Regions from separate parts of the Homo sapiens genome. Here region 2 is linked to region 1. A link is an interaction called in ENCODE POLR2A ChIA-PET data of the cell type or tissue named here. Cell type or tissue: MCF 10A. All regions are shown on one strand. Each heading gives the region's core, and the rest is flanking DNA. Links, peaks and the distances in the headings are about the cores only. Region 1 holds the start of VSNL1 (visinin like 1). Region 2 overlaps VSNL1 (visinin like 1).

Region 1 (8,745 bases), core at 541-8,540:
ATTCCAATCATCAAGCTCCTCCTTTCCTAATGCCTCAGCTTTTTTCATGTAAGAATCCTTAGCATTTCCCCATTTGTGGTAGTTGTGAGTATCTTTCTGAGTGCCTGGGAGATTACATTTTTGGAGAAGAAACAGGAAGGCCCAGACTATATTTAGGAGGCATAGAATGTTATTGTATAGGCACTCAGAGAATTTTTATGGAAGAAAGGGAGAAAATGAGGAAGAAATGGAGAAAGCAAAAGAGGAAAAAAAGGAGAAAAAACAGGAGGAAGGTAGGAAGGCCAGTTAGGCGGGTCACCTTGTCTGCTTTGCAGCCCTCATCCAGCAAGATGAGAGCAGAAACTGCGAAAGAATAAAACAAAAGATCTGCCTGAGGAAAAGCTATGCAAATGCTTTAAAAGCTTTAAAGGATGAAAAAGCTGCACTACTCTCCTCTATAGCACAACTTCAGGTTAAACCAGTCAAGCCTTCTTCGGTCTTTCTGTCCCTTCCCTTTCCCTTCTCCGCAGGTGGCTTTATCTGGAGGATTTCCAGGAAGGCTGGAGACAGGCATCTCTAATTTGGGTTCTGCCTCCTAGGAGCCAGAGGTGAGCTGGCAAAGTCCACTCTGGAAACCCTGCAGCTTCCTCACTCCACGAAGTCCTAATCTCTGCAGCTGCAGTGGTTTTGGAGGAGGACAGATGGGGAGAAAAGTGGGAATGTAACTGCAGTGTCTTTGAAGGCTGGATTCCCTGAAGGATTTTGGGGAACACAGCAGGGAAAGATGGAAATGGGCCCTGGGCAGTTCTCAAACAGGAACTGCAGATTCTGATACGCTAGTGCTCCCGGCAAACGCCAAGGATTCCAAAGAAATTGTCTGAGATGCAGAGGAGGCCAGAAAAGCCAGACTAAACATCCAAAGAGGTGGGGATATTAGAGGTGAGGGGCAATAAAAAAGAGAGAGAAAGAGACCTTACAAGACAAAGAGAGGCAAGGAAGAGAAATGAGGTGGTATAAAAGGGACCCCTAGAGACAATTTCAAAAGATGTGCTGGAGAGCAGACAGTTATTTATTTGAAGTCTGCAGCAATGTCACTGAGACTGCTGAAAATGAAAGAGAGAAGGAAACATTTCCACTCAACATTACTTTTTAATTGTTTATTCCATAGACTAGAAGTTAATTGACTTTTCTCTACATCCATGGTTCTGGGCCTCAGTTTCCTCATCTACAAAGCAAGGGGTTTGGACTAGATACCTTACAGGGTCTCTGCCTAACTTGATCCTCTCTGTCAACCTATGAGCCAGGGACTCCAAGACCAAGCATTTATCAGTTTTGATACCTAATTCCCCCCTTTTTCCTCTACCACCCCTCTTTATCAATGCAGTGTCAACACCTGCACCATTCATCGAACTGATGCCAATGCTCAATGATGACAGGGAGTATGGCTCAATTATGACAAATGATTAGTCCTTCTGCCCTGGAGTAAGGAAAGAAGGAATAGACAAGGCAGTATGATTTATACTGTGGATTTCCAATGAGAGGTTCTTCTCGAATTTTCAATTACAAATTTCATCCATTTAAATAAATTATAAATTCCTTTGAGGGGTTCCAAATGGTTGGACTGATCAAAGGGCCAAAGAGCCCTATTTGATGGCCCCCACACCCGATTTGAGGGAAAATTTATTTCATTTCATCCCCAAAATTGGATTTGCTTATTTCGTGGAAATCCAGCACGCACTAGCCATGCTTTTTTCTCATCTTTCTGCCTCATGCCCATTCTGCCAACCTGCTTCAGTGCAGCATTTTCTGGGGTTATTAAATACCCAAGGCTTAATGAGAGTGCATTCAAAAGTAAGTTGTTCAATGATGTAGGATCACCCCCTACTCCCCCCCACCACACACACACAAACACACGTAGGCAGTTTAAATGATAGTGGGGGTAAAATGTGTTTTCACAAGAGTTTCATTTTAAATTTGTCTCAACCTGAAATTCCTTTAGAAATTAAAATAAATATTAATATGTAGAAATAAAACTCCCCAGCTTTTCTTGCCTTCAACTGGAAAGTGATACACAAATAGTATGTACTTAGTGTTCTCCACAACCACCAACAATTCTATTTTATTTTAGTTTCCAAAATACGGACAGGAGGGCAACTCTAGAAAAATGGATTCCCACTCTGGCATCTCACAGGGCACTGATCAGGCAATGCGGAGCACTCATCATTTCCACCATGCAGGGAGCATCAGCCTCTCCTCGCTCCTTCCACGTACACATTCTTGTACCCCTGAGGGTATTCATCATTCTGATTTCCACCCGGGGTTTGACCTTGCAAAGACCCTTCTTCCAGTTTCTGGGCAAGGAACAACCCATTTTAACTCAAAACACAAAACGACCTTTTATCCTTTAAAGAAATACTACCAAATGTAACACACCTTGATTTACATTTTTTAACCCCAGATTCCGGATGGCGAACACGGAATGCAAAGGCAGGTAACTAGTTTGGGTCTGACAGTCCCCATTCAGCGACCGAGCCTGTGACTCCGTTCAAAATCGACAGTGCAGTAGAGCATCTTTCCCTTTTCTGCCCATTCACCATTGTGACAAAAATCAAAGACGAAAAAAATTATCTACTCATTTCTGAATACTGAGAGAAATGTGCTCATTTTGCGCCTGACTCCGTGGATCTTAAACACTAACATCCCGCTCAGAGATCAACCATGATTTCCATACCAATCTCATCCACTCAGTTTTACTTAGCAAACACCTTTGCTGCCCTTCCACAGTGAGAAAAATGGTGCACCAATCCCACGGATGACAGGTTGCTACTCGACTGTACCCGCTCAATAGTTTTATCAGCAACCGGAAAACTTCACAATCGGTCAATTAGCTACTTAAATCTGTCTAAGACAAACTAAGAAAGCATCTCAGTTTCACCTGTCTTAAATCTAGTCTAAGACAATCCCCCAAACACGCCGCATATAAACACTCCCCCTTCCCCCACCCCCAATATTCCAAAAGATCCCCCATGGACTAAGAGCACATTCAGATCGCCAGCATTAAGCAAGGAAATTGTCCCCATGCATTTAGACGCATCTATGCAAAGCAAAGTATGTGACAATAGCCAAAGCATTTCTCTGACAGTTGGTTGCACTACACATGCAGAAATGCAACGAAGATTGTATTTTCCACTTACAGTTACAGCGCTGCGCACGGTCACTTAACGAAAATGATAAAACTCAACAGTTCTTTTTAAAAATATATATTTAATTCGGGTAAACGCTTAAGCCGTCTCTGTGTGTGGTTCTCTCTCGCTCTCTTTTTCTCTGGAGCTCTGGGCTGCTTAAATCCCTCTTGGATCGCGCCTTGCAAGCCCAGCCGCTGCCGCAACACGCTCGGGTAAATCTCTGCTGCAGATTGGGAATCCCATAGAAAACCTAGGGTCCCTGGAGCTGGATGCGCAGGCGCGCGAGCCTCCGCCTCTCCAGGCACCCCCTCCCCTTTCCTCTCTTCCCTCCCCCCAGCTCCGCAGCCCCAGCTAGGAGAACTCGGGAGCCTGTGACCAAAAGCCGCCTGGCGATGGCGCATGCTCAGTCGGAGGGGCTCGGAGTTTCCGCGGGTGGATTCCACGTCTCCAGATTTTAGCAAAAGCTCAAAAGGAAAGTATATAGGAAAAGGGAGTCCGGCTACCGGAGCAACCCGCACCTGGACGGGCGCGAGGGACTGCGGGTTACCCGGACTCGCCACGCCCAGTGGTTACCGAACCTGGGGGCTGAAGGCCGAGGCCAGAGATGGAACACGTGGAGCCGCTTTTCCCGCTGCTTTCTGTCCTAGCCGACCCCCGGCCCACCCTTTGTTAGGCTGTAAGGTGAAGGAGAAAACTGCAGAAATCTCCGAAAGAAGACTTCCCAGCAAGCTGTGAGCACGTCTACCTGGCTTACTGAAGGAACGGTTATGGTGGTCATTTTGTCATGGGCCATTTCATCAGAGGGTCTTCTGCTAGGAGTACTGGGAGCCGGGTCCTGCAGCACCCAGTGCCCCGGACAGTCTCGGTCCAGAACGGCGTTGAAAAAATGTGTGTTAAAGGGAGCTGGGATCCGAGGCTTCTTGCCCTGTGTACCCTGAGCCAAGCGCCTTCTGTATGCACTTAAGTGTTTTTAACATATGCTTTGCGTCTGGGGTGGGAGGGGGTGGGTGAAAGGGCGGGAATGAACCATTTTGCGAACCCACGTTTAAGGGCTCTGATTAGGCCATCTTATAAAGCCCCCTTTGTGTCCTTGAACAACTAACAGGTTTGCCAGCCCTCCCCCCGGCTCCCCATTGGCCTGCCAAAGCCTAGAAGGCTTGGCAAGGAGTAGTGCCCAATAAATGTTTGGTCGGTCGCTTCCCTACCAGAAAAGCAAGGAGAATTCCCAGATGTTCCCAACCAGACCAGTTTTCCTCAAGTGTGTATGTTGTACATGAACTCATTCAACAATTATTCATGGAAGCATTTGCAAAACTATTAGACATTCCTTTATGCTTTGGGAATAAGTGCGGTTAACAAAACCCCCTCCTGGGCTTTACATTCAGGTGGGAGTTTTATTTTCAAGGGAGGGAAGTTCTGGGGGCGAGATGAAGATCGAGGTTCTCCTTAAGCAGAGCGCTGTACAATTTGCACAGCGTCTTCACACACCTTATCATGTTCAGGAAAACTGTAGAGTTGACCTACCCTTCGGTGCTGGGGACACCAAGAGCGTCTCCCGTGGCAAATGAGCTCTAAATTGACAAATCTCCAGCTGCTCCTGGTTCCAAGTCGAGGAGTCCAGCTTTGAACAAACTTGAGACTACTTAAGTGGGCACCAGGAGAAACTCCGCCAGACAAGTCTGTGGCTGTCGACATGCTAAGTGAGGGCCTCAGGCAGTGATGCCTAAGCCTCATTCGCTGCCAACCTAGCCAGCCCAGAACCCAGGAACTGGCTTCCCGGGCAGGACGCCTCGGGAAGGTTGCGCAAAGGGGGAGCGCGCTCTCGGGACTCCCGGGACACCGCCCGCGGCTGTCCCCTCTCGGCAGGGCTCTTCCGCCAGTGCTGGTGACCGCGGAAACCCGGAGCGCGGAGTCGCGCGGACCACGGCGCGCGGCCCCGGCGGGCTGCGGCAGCCGAGCACGTTTAGAATCTGGCGGGCGCCAGCCCTTCGCTCTGGAGCCGCAGTGCGCACTGCGCTGCGGGGCTCCCGGGCGCGCCGGGCTGCTCCTGTTTCCTGGGACTGGCAGGGGGAGTCAGTCCTGAATAAGTCACTTTTTCTTTTTAGCTAGAAAAACGACTTTCAAAAGGCTTTCAAAATCTCGTCTTTGGTCGATTTCCCCTACTACAGCATTTTACGCTGAGTTCTAGTTTCTCTCTCGAGAACAGCCTCCGCACTGTAATCTGCATCAACCCAAAGGGTCATGATGCCATTTCTCCACTTCAACGAGATATACCTATTTATTGCACCCTGGAGGTCTCTTTCGTGGCGGTGTTCGATTTTAGATAACTTACTTGCAACTTGTGTTTAGGAAAAAATGTACACTGATACTTTAAACCATGCTCTGTTGTAGGGTACGATTGATATCGACGCGTGCGCTTTTGTAAAGTAGCTTTGTCTACGTGGGCGGGCAGATTTTTTAAAGTTCCATTTGCACTGCAGCGCTGTTTGCGTCCTAAATGCGATATTGTAATGTTTAATATCCAGCTATTATGTAGCTTTATCTTTTTCAGCTTCTAATATTTTGTTGCTGTTTAATTTTTTTGGCATGCCTTTTAGTCGAGTTGTATATACGAAGTCACAGTAAGAAAGCCAATTCTAAGACTCCTAAGGAATATTATCGTTTAAATTACAGAAGGCAAATCCCCTCTTTAGGATGGGAGAATGTACTTGAAGGGAGGAATGTGGCAGGGTCCCTCAGAAGTGAGGGAGCCCGCTGTTCCTCCTTCAGGCATTTGCGGATGGCACTGGTGATCACAAAAAAGCGGAGATTACGCTGCCGGGCGCTCCTGTGGTAGAGGGACTGGAACACTGTCCCATGTTGAGTGAAGAATGCCATCAGCTTTACCAGTTGTCCCGTTACCTAAAGCCACGTCCCCAACTCTACAACTTTCACACCCTGGATTTTTTTTGGGGGGTGGGGGGGTATAGAGGAGGAGGAGGAAGGTGCTGTAGGTAGGGGCTTGTTTCTTCCTTCCTGTGTATCTGGTAGAATCCTCAATTAACCAGAAACAACTGAAGAGCTATTTTTCTTCCTTCAGTTGCAAATTATGTTCTTTATAGAAATTTCTAGCCTTACTTCCACCTTATTTCTTCCCAGATTCAAACAAACAAACAATACCAACAGTAGATTTTCAGGTGTAAAATACTCCATGTAATATTCTCACTCGCTTTGTGACGTGGACGAATTGAAAACGGAGAATGACAGTAAAAGTGTGAAATTCCAGTAGTGTAACAGGTCTAAGCTCATAGTCCTGGGAACTCCTGGTAATATTATTTATTAGAAAATTTGTGTGTAAAATATATGAGCCAAGAAGGGTGGAACTTAAGGCATGGGGATATTTTTTAAAAATTGGAAGAAAACTTGAAAGTCATTATTAGAAAATGAAAAGAGACCGGAATTGAAGAATGGATTTATACTCGTTTATTCTTAAAGAATAATGATAGTAATTTACTTCTATGGATAGCATACCTTTATTCCAAAAGCAAAGGGTATTAATCATTACAGAAAAGGTGTGTTACGTAAGATAATTATATTACGTAAGATTTTTTTTTGTTTTTCTGAGAGAGACAGGGGTCTCGCTCTGTTGCCCAGGCTGGAGTGCAGTGGCAGGATCATAGCTTATTGTGGCCTCAAACTCCTGGGCTCAAGTGATCCTCCCGCCTCAGCTTCCCAAGTGGCTGGTACTACAGACACACACCACCACGCTTGGCTAATTTTATTATATTTTTGTAGAAACAGGTGTCTTGCCATGTTGCCCAGGCTGGTCTGAAACTCCTGGTCTTAAGCAATCCTCCTGCTTTGGCCTCCCAAAGTGCTGAGATTATAGGCATGAGCCATCTTTTCCAGTCCTATTCTGACTTTTTAAATCTTTTTTTAAAAGATGCAGATAGACCAACAAAATAAAATAACTTCCCTATAGTCAAATAGGAAGTATCTCTTAGAATACAGCCCTACAACAGTTTTTCTGACTCATAGACTGTCTCATTGTATATGTCTGTGCCCCTTCTACATGTTTTTCTAAAATACTGAAAAAAATGCAAGACCATGAAGCAGTGATTCCCATGCAGTTAATGGGTGAGTTTTAGGCCTCCTTCTGCAGAGAAGGGAATAAAAATTCTAGTTTTAATGAACTTGATTGATCATGTCTCCCAGTCCTCCTCTGATTTCACTCTGTAATCCATGACTGGATCTAAATTCAGTCTGAAAGATCACTCTGTCTGTAGACACTAATTTCCTCAAAATTTGAACAATCCACAATAAAAGTTTCATAAGGCCCTGCCAGATGAATCACCGTGAAAGATTTGAGTTTCCTGGAAGTTTCTTGGGGCCTCAGAAATAGTCATAGCAAATACAGGTAGTGTGCAGCCTCAAGAATAGAGAATACTTTATTCCATTTTCTCTTCTACTATTTGGCCTGACATATAGATTCATAGCAGTGCTCTGAAGCTGGAAATTTTTACCATTATCGTTAGTGGCAACACTCCATAAATGATGATAACAGAATTGCACTGTGCATGGCCCTGTTTCTTTTCATTCATGACTTTGTAGGTGTCTTTATTGCTAGGCTGTACTCTTTTTCAGTTGTGTGAATCGCCATTGCAGATAATATCACGGATCCATTTTGGGGGACCTCGGTAGTTGGAAATCATTGAGTCCAGAAGGGTCTTCAAAAACCCTTCTTGCCTAAAGCAGATCTTACTGACTTGTTTCTCCCTTTAATCTGTGTTTTCTTTAATCTAGAGTTTTTAATTAAACTCTCAACCTCAACAGAGATTCTTAGCATAGAAGTTAAGAGAAAATACGAACAGTGATTTCTATGCCCCCTCAGAGACAACCAACTAAAACAAAACCCACTTTTTTTTTTTTAACCAAACAGTTTAAAAATTTTATCCTGCCTGAAGGAGGAAAGAAACAGTGGGATCCCTCTTTTTTTTTTTTTTTTTTTTTTTTGGTGTTCTTACCACATATATCCTTTAGAGTTCATCTTATCATTCCTAAGGGGGTGTTCAAGAAGAGAAAGAATGATCACTGGTGTTCTTAAATCCAAACATTCACCTTACTCTCGACTTCCTCCTTTTAAAACTACCTATAGAGCATCTTCATGTTAATTTGTTACAGATGGCTCAAACTCAACATCTCCAAATGATTTTCTCCCCTGCCCCTCTGCCTCCTTGGATCTGTTCTTCCCCCTGTGCTGCCTAGCACTTTGACGATGCCCACTATCAACCCAGTCCTCTAAATTAGAAGCTTGGATGTTATCTTCAGCTTCTCCATTTCTCTAATTCCTCATCACGTCGTTAACTGAATCCCGTGAATTCCATTTTCTGAATGTCTTGCAAATTCATTCCTCACTGCCACTGTATTAGTTCAGCCTCTCATCATCTCACTCTTGGAACACGTGTTCTTTCTCATTCTCCTAACTGTTGCAAGTAAAATCGCGTCACTTCCTTGAATAAAATCATTAACTGGTTTCTCACTTTAAACAACATAAATTAAAATTCCTTAGCACAGCATGCAAGATCATTTTCTGGCTCTTGAG
Region 2 (8,745 bases), core at 203-8,202, 51 kb before region 1:
CAAATCTCACTCCAGCAGCTGTATGGTGGATGGGCTGGAGGGTGTTAATGAGGAGCTGCCCTGGGAGTTTGGCTGAGAGGCAGAGCTATGTGCTGCAGTGGGAGTCAGCATTCCTGTCTTTGAAGTCTGTTCCACATTCAGTTTGTGTTGCTGGGCAAATTGCCTCATTTCTCTAAACCTCAGTTTTAAATGCTTTTAAAAATATATCTGCTGAAGGAGTTCCTTCACATTTGGAATGCAAGGGCTTTTAAAGTTGGGAGACTGTGGCCCCTGGCCTTGCAGCGGAGCCACTCCCATTATCCTGCTCCTCCTTAAACACTCATCAGAACTTGTTTTTTAGCAACCGAGTTGACTTCCTCCTGGAAAGGGAAACGGGTCTGGTAGCAAGAGGGGATGTGCCAGGTTGACTGCACACACAGGAGGGCAGAGGCTGCAGTCAGCTTTGCTCCCTCAGTTGCATCCCAAGATGCCTCAATCTCTGCACCAAAGATAGAAGGAATCACTGAATGTGCCCATTCACCAGGATAATGACCGTGTCTTGCTGAATATTTGCATTTTTTTCCAGAAACATTAAAAGAAGCTTTTTCTCATCAGCCCATCTTCTGGGCCTATTACATAATCCACATCTTTTTCCAGGCTTCTCCTTTCCAGCTTATCAGATCCGCCTTTCTTTTTTCTGTGTACGTGGCATATTTCTGCTGCGGTTTTTTTCTGTCCTTGGACAACTCTAGAAGGAGAAAAAGACTGCCTGCTTTCTATTTGATATAAGAGTACAGGCAGAGTTGGAATAAGAGTTTGCCAAAAATATAGACCTAAGTTCAGAAAGTCATATATTCCCCTCCTGGAATAAAAAACCCACTCTAGGAGTGAGATGGGGAGGTGGGAGATGATTTTGGTGCATATATATCAGTTGTACCATAAAACGCCAAGGCATGCTTAATGTTTACATGACCCCTCACCTTGAGGCTGGTGCTTTTTCAGTGCTACATACTTCCAGTGTGTAAATAAAATACCTCATTTCCTGCATTTCAACTATTTCTTCAAAGGCAATACCCCTCTCATTTTAAACAAATAGTGAGGAACGTGGCACACGGTGCTCTCTTAATCATAGGGTGACAGCTTGCATGGCCTTTAGTGATATGAAAGTGACTTTGAAAAACCTTGTTTGTCTGTACTTTCTTTGTGGTTGAGAATAGAGAGAGTTCCAAGGCATGGACTAGCCCCTAGGTGATAAAATAGAAGACATGACATTGAAAACTAGGGAGAGTAGTATGGTTATCTAGGAAATACATACTATCCCACTTCTCTGCAAAAGCAATAGACATCAATTGAGTAATAGATGCACTTTCTCAGCACTTCTATAGAAAAGATCTTGGCATGCTAATAATTGATTACCCAGATCTTCTTAGAAATGTCACAGTGATCGTATAAAATGCACACTACTTATTCTGTTGATTAGTGAGCTTTTAATGATGCAATAAACACTTGCAACAGTTATGACTTTGAACACAATATATATCTAACCACATGGCCATACCCCCAATTTCATCCCTTGGTCTTCCCCACTTGAAGTAACTTTTCGTTTGAATCTTGGGTTCATCACTTCCCTGCTTTTCTTTTTATATGATTTTATTGCATTTATTGGTAATCCTATAAAACACATTTTTAAAAATTTCTATTTCCTTTAGAATCTTTTGAGACTTGCTTTTTTAATATCTTAGTGTTGTTACAGTTCAAGTATTTTGACTGCTATATAATGTTATATTGTTCAAATATACCACTGTTTATTTTCCACTTTCCCTTTGATGGGCACTTGGGTTGTTTCCCAGTTTTACCATTGTGAATAGTGCAGCTATGAGTATTCTTACACATGCCCCTTCTTGTACAGTACAAGAATGGAATTGCTGGATCATAGGTTATAGAAAATGTTCAGCTTCAGCACATAATGATAATGCTTAATATTTTATTCAATCATTTCACATACACATATATACATCTGGGTGATTCAATATTGCTCAAATCAACATTTGCTAATTAAATGATATAAAGCAATATTTTTCTATTTGGTATTTTAATCAGAAAAAGTTTTAAAAATGTATTTCTTTCACTTGTGTAACATTACATAAGTATACACGAAGTGGAATGTCTTAGATCAGCCCAATCTAGAACCAATACAACTTGTAGACTCAGACAAGCCAAAACAATACCACTGCAGTAGAAATTGTACCTTTTATGGGACTGTTCTGTGTAATGTTCAGGGAAAGTTTAGCTTCTGAGTAGTGTACAGTGTTGAGTTATTGTCTATGTTGTAGACATTGCTGACCAGAGATACGCTACACTCCCCCACCCCTTTTCTAAATGTTCTGTTGTGGGAATCTGGGTTCTTATCTGGATACAGGAGTATCTTTTCTGGTAAAAAAAAAAAAAAAAAAAAAAAAAAAAAAAAAAAAAAAGAGAGAGAGAGAGAAAAAGCCCTCTTGTGTACTTTTTCTTTAACTGGGAGAAGTACATATACCTTTAACAGGCCAAATAATGCTGTAATTAGCAAACTGTCAATAATTATCAGCAAACACTCTTCTCTGAGCTTTTTATGGTTCTTTCACCAGATGCTGTCATTCCTTGAGCTCTATTCAGTGCTTTGATTTAACAATTACTCTTTTTGTTCAGAAATTGCTTATTTTGGGAACAACATATATACATTTGCATTTTTAAATGTTAATTTTTCTTTCTGGATGGAAAACAGCCAGAGTTGAAACAAACTAGCTACTTAGAGTTATAATTCCATGTGAGGGTACAATTTCATGAAGGCCATAGTTTCTGGCCTAAGGAATAAAAACAAGGTTGAAAAACAACTTACCTTCACATAGAGCTGCTGAAATTCCTCGAGATTTAGCCTCCCACTTGGACAGTCCTTGAGAAATCCTTTGTACCACTGCTTGAGTTCATGCTCATTAAACTCTGTGCTCTTCACCAGGTCCTCCATCACTTCAGGGGCCAGTTTGCTATTCTGCTTCCCCATCCTGCCTGAAGAAAAGCAAATTAATTCAATTAGCGCTGTGGCTGTGATCATTTCAAACTTGGTTAGGAGCCAAGCTAGAGTTCTGAGCAGTCCCATGGTCGGAACTCCCTCCAGTGTGGCTGATGCATATCTTCCCAAGTCTGCCTCCTTCTACTTGGTATTCTAGAAAAATATATGAGTGAAATAGACTCTTCTGACAGTTCCAAGGGCTGTAGCATTCACTCTTTACCTCATTGTGTCATCTTTCATATGGTGTTGACTCCCAAATGGAAGGCAACCATCCCTTTTTATGCTATTCATAGTAAGCATATAGAAGTTGTTTTTCTTTTCCTTCTACAAATTACACTTTATTAACACTTGCCTCCCAGGTGTTTAACTCTACATTTAGTTTAATGGGATACTCAGTGGGATTACTGACAAGAACAATGAGAAGACTTTATAACTAAATGATCAGTAAGTGGCTTGGAATATCCAATCAGCAATATTAAGGAGTCTCAGTTGGTCTGGTTCAAGTTGGAGCTTTTTTCCCCAATAAAAACAGCTATTTCTATTAGTCACACTAATTCTCTATTTCTCCTCTCATAATTAGAAAGTTCGTACAACATTGTCTTCAGAGTTGACAAAATCTTAATGGTTTTCTTCTAGGGATTGGTTGGGGAGTTTTTGTTGATATTATTCCAGACTGCTATTATTTCTGATTTTGAGTTAAAGTAATAGTGCATAAGATAATGTTACCTATATCCATTAAGCACCAGGTTGTGTGGCCAACATCACAGCAGGGAGTAGGGAGACAGAGCAGGCTTGAGATAATTCCTGATTTTTCTTCCTGATTTGGCCAATTACTACATGTGTTACTTAGGGCAACGTTAATTAACTGCATTATCTTCAACTTATTCATTAATAAAGCAGACATAATAATGAAGCTCTTTCAGATTCATTGTGATGGCTGATTAACAAGTAAGTAGGTAAACAAAGGCCAAAAAAAATTCCAAAATTAAAATAACTGCAGGAAAATTAAAGATAATTTTAAAATTTTCCCTTTAAAGTTGCTTTATAATAAATAATAATAAGACTATTGCTAATAATAATAATAAAAGAATTAACACATAAATTAACCCCAGATTGATTTAAAAAGTCAAGTTAAACTTGAAAATTGGAAAATTTCCAGAATCTGGAAAGTGCCAGATGATCTTTCAAATTCAGTTAAAAGATACTGAGTTAGGGTTGAAGAATTAACCAAGTGAACCTAGTCCTTCACTGTGCTTGAGACAAACTCTCTTTCAAGCTGCAGGCATGTCTACACTTGCAATAGCCTGGAAGGGGTAATCTCATCACATACTTTATTGTCATGATTTTTTAACTTCTCCTAAAACAGATTCCACACCCATTGTCAGTAACCTGCCCCAACATTGGCCAATTCTTTCACTGTAATGAAACTAAGCCACTCTTGCTACTTCCAGGGAAATTTCCACTCAGCACAATCTCGGCAGCACAAAATGCAGTCAGATGATACCATTAAGATGGCCATTTACCCTCCAAACTCGTCAGCATGAGAAAAGGGCCCAGTATCAGCAACTCTTCCCTTTGTCATGGGGCTTCTCTACTTATTTTTGCTCTGAATTCAAGTTCCAAATCTCTTATAAGCAACTGTCTATTAATTATAAGTTACTGTGGAATTCCACAGCTGGGTGTGGAAATCAAGTGGGTACTCAGGTGTCAGGTTTAATTAATGTGAGTAAGAAAACTCTAATTCATGGTTATCCTGAAAATCAAAAGATGTATTATTGTGAAACCTTTCAGTACTTTACTTTGGTTTTTTGGTAGAGAATTACAAACCTTCATTCTTAAACTAGAATCTCACCTAAGAAAAATAGCTATTTAATATTGAGTGCTGGCGATGGAGAAGGCACTTAATGGAACACCTCACAAATTTCATCTCCTGCTCAGCAATCACCGAGCAATCAGGATTAGGGGAGCTCCCTGGGGCTCAGAACGCTTATGGTAACTTGTATAAGAGCATACAATTAATGCATGGCGGAGCTAGAATTTGAACCTGGATCTATAGGACTCCAATGTCCAATCATAGACTGGTGGATGAAAGACATTTCAGGAGAAGGAACAGGAAGAGCGAAAGCAGGGAGGCTTCAGAGAACTGAATCAGTGCCTAGAGGGGATGAAAAAGGATCACTTTGCCAGCCTGGCTGCCTTGTTTGGAAAAGACTTAAATTTACCAAACCACAAGCTCAGAAGTGACTTTGTATTAAAAACCACCTCCCCCAAGTGCCTTTAGAAGTTCAACAACGTATCAGCTTCTTTGTTAGGCAAGGAAGCTTGGCTTCTCCATGGGTCACTTGTGATGTCTTAAACTGTTCCAGTTGACTTTGGAGAGGGTGGTCTCTTACACACACAGGAAATATTGTCAGGACTGTGAATCACAGTTTGGAGACTCAAGTGCATAACTTCATGCTTCTTGTATGGGTCTGCACCATCACTCAGGTGTGTTGGGCAATGGTTGAATCACACAGAAAGTCAGGTTCTGGCCTGGCTCAGAATGGCATTGCCACTGCCCTCATAGGCCTCATCAGATCTTGCCTTGATTAAAGATTGGCCTCCCCACTGGGCTACCTGACTCCAACCACTCTCCTTCTGCACAGCTGCCTGAGTGAATTTCCAGAATACAAACCTCATTGATCTACTCTCTAAAAGCCTCTGTACTTCTCCTTAGTCTCCATGATGCAACCTCATCTCCTTAGCGTGGCTCAGGTCCTGCCTACTTATATCCTCGTTTTCTGCCAATCTGTCTTTTCTCATGTGTCAGTGATTATAAACTATTATAGATTCCAGGATTGCATGCTTCCACACTTCCATGGCTCTGCATATGCTGTTCTCTTCTCCTAGAATGACTTCCCCCCATTTTCTGCTCAACAGACTTCTTCCCCTTCTTTAAATAGTCTCAATTTACACACCACCTCCTCCATGAAACCTTCGTGGACTCTCCATGGCAAACTTAGGCACCCATTCTCTTAGGTATCTCCCTTTCCTTGTAAAAGCTTCCATGATCATTATGTATTTCTCTACTGGATTGTTATTATGGTTTCTTGAGAGAGAGGACTATTATTTATTTATTTTTGCCTCTTGGTAACTCCTATTAGGTGCTCAAATAATATTTCTTGAGGACATGAATAAATAAGGGGTCTGAGATATTTGGTATTTTTTTTCTGAGAAAATGTCTCATAATCTATATATAAGGAGAGTCAATGCATTCACAAGTATAAATATAAAATGCAGTTGGCAGATGGGAGAAATATTTCATTTAACTGCATGGAAAATATTCAGCCCTCCTGGAGATTGTCTTCATCATTAAAATTGAATACCTTGCAGGTGGGACCCATGTCTTTTATCTCAGTATCTTCAGTAACTGACATAAAGGTGGTGTTTAGTAATGTGTGATAAATGAATGAAAGTGTAGTTAGATTAATACTCTCCACCTATAGTCCTTTTGCTCTGGGCTGCAGTGATATGGGCCAAGCAGTATCTTTCATTATGGGACCAGCATAACAGAAAGAGTACAAACAGTACATTTTATCACATTCCCAATAAAGAGATTCCGCTACACCATATGAGGGGGAAGCAGGCTGGCTCTGTCTCTAACTTACTCTGTGATCTTGGCCAAGATCCTTTCCTTCCTAGTTACTCCATTTCCCCATTTAAAAAATGAGGAGTTGGACCAGATGATCTTTAAGGCCTTTCCAACTCTACCATTCACTGATTTCCCACATAGGTTTTGTAAATATGAAAATATGAGTCAGACCTCCTATTGGCTTGTCTCAACACATGCAGGCTCTGTGGATTCTTGACCTGAGAACCCATCAGCATTTAAGTGTTTATTACCGAAGAAGGGAGGGGACAGAAACCGGAGTGTATTACTTTTAAGCTGGGATTTCAAGCTATAATATTAAAGCCAGCCCATCCCCAAACCAAAAGAATTTCTCACTGCTTGTGTTGTCATACAGAGAAGTTCAGTGCTAGGCACAAAACAGGACTGGTGGAAGGGCTTTGATGGACAAGAGAACTTCAAATGATAGAGCCCTTGTGGAGGAAAGCACAGTTTCACTTAATGGCAAATGATGTCCAGAGAAGATGGCACTTTTGTACACTAATTTACAAAAGGCTTTTGTGCAACAACATTGACCCATATAAACTATTGACCCCTTTTTTACAGCATTAAAAACAGTATTTTTAAAAACTGTAAAAAAGAGATTATGATTGTTTCCTTTTTACTGATGAGAACTTTGAAGGCCAGAGAGATTAAGTAATTTACCCTAGCTAAACCAGCTAGTAAGGGCTTAGTAAAGAATGCATGCAGTTCTCTCGCACCCCACTGCTTTCCTAATAGAGGCCATCATCTTCTCTCACCTGCAGGATCATCTCAAAGATACTGCAACTACCTCCCAACTGGTCTTCCTGTCTTGAGTTTCGCTCATCTCTCATCCATTTCCTACCCTGTCTTGATAGCAGGTTCCAGAGCAGAAGAGGCAGAGGATTTAAGAATGCTCCTAGAAGAGGACCAGGAGAACTTCGTGGATGTGGAAAGGGCCTACAAGGGAGCCAAGAAGCACCCATGAGCATCTTTTTTCCATAAGCCCTTTGGGTATTAAAGAGGATTGAAACAAAATATATGTGTGTGTGTGTGTGTGTGTGTGTGTGTGTGTGTGTGTGTGTGTGTTGCCCTCAGCCTGTCTCTTACCTACTGTATCTAAATCCAGTCTTCCAGAACATACCAGGGTCTGCTGAGTATGAAGAGGCACACAGAACTGCATATCCAGCTCCTCCCAGGTAATCTAGCAATCAGCCTAGCTGAATCTTAGCAAGATTCATTTAAATAAAAACTGAGTGGCTGAAATGGAGCAGTCCCACCACATGTGCAAATACATAGCAGGATAAACACAGCAGTGGGAAAACAACCTTGGAAATAGGGCTGAGAGCAAAGGAAGAAAGGGCTTTAGGGGCTCAGGTTGGAGACCTGCATGTAATGCAAGTATGGAAAGAGGCTGCAATGGGCTGGTCAGTGACAGATTACTTAGGTCAGTCTTGAATAAATCTTTTCTTTGAGCCCTAGGCTCTTCACTCATATCCTGAAACAATTGCCTTTGTAGAGACTGGCCTTCTCATGCTTAGACTTCTGCCTGGAATGCCCCTTGTGCTTTTTTCCTCCATCTATCTAAACCTTACTCCTGCTGCAAGACTCCATTCCAATCCTGTTTTCTCCATGATACTTCTCTGCCAACTGTTACTACTCCTCTCTTTTCCTTGTATTTGATATTGTGGTTAATAATGACCCATGGCATAATTAACTTGACGGAATCAGGCAGAAAACTCTCTGCACAACTAAGTTTGGCAGATGTTTGTAAGAATCTTCCAGGAGAAAAGCTCTGTGCTAGGTAAGGTGGGATATAAACAGAAAGCATGGTACCAATCTTAAAGGGCTCAGACCTGGATGCAGGAGACATTTACAAGTCTTGGAATATGAAGCATGATGAAATGAATACTCATAGTAGAGAGCTACATAACACAGAGGATAGACAAACAGACAAATACTGACCAAATCAGGCACCTTCACCTGTCACCGGTCCCCAGGTGAAACCTCTTAAGCAGTCTTTCCTAAACTTGTCTGAATACAAGAATCACCCTTGGTTCTTCCTTAAAAATACAGCTTAGTGGGTTGA

The links. ChIA-PET counts read pairs that join two places held together with the same protein. Peaks named below come from ENCODE experiments on the same cell type or tissue, not always from the same donor. Only the 100,000 strongest peaks of a DNase experiment are listed, where the experiment ranks them.
Region 2: POLR2A ChIA-PET joins it to region 1 with 48 read pairs; 6 of 35 experiments call an interaction of 5 or more read pairs at or near these places.

Annotation. Positions count from the first base shown.
Region 1 is chr2:17,535,347-17,544,091 of GRCh38, reverse strand. VSNL1 (visinin like 1) reads right to left here and starts at 3,396. Exons shown (of 4, transcript NM_003385.5): 1 at 3,174-3,396. It also overlaps a transcript of RAD51AP2 not described here. RefSeq lists enhancers at 1-158, 159-670, 4,972-5,091. In MCF 10A, for the core only: no CTCF peak of the experiment used is centred there; DNase peaks (open chromatin) are centred at 3,531, 4,311 and 4,941.
Region 2 is chr2:17,586,349-17,595,093 of GRCh38, reverse strand. It overlaps VSNL1 (visinin like 1), which reads right to left. Exons shown (of 4, transcript NM_003385.5): 2 at 2,858-3,024. The coding sequence starts at 3,019. Among named protein-coding and RNA genes, the nearest start is that of VSNL1, 50 kb to the right of the region's middle. RefSeq lists an enhancer at 4,300-5,237. In MCF 10A, for the core only: no CTCF peak of the experiment used is centred there; DNase peaks (open chromatin) are centred at 4,383, 5,493 and 6,863.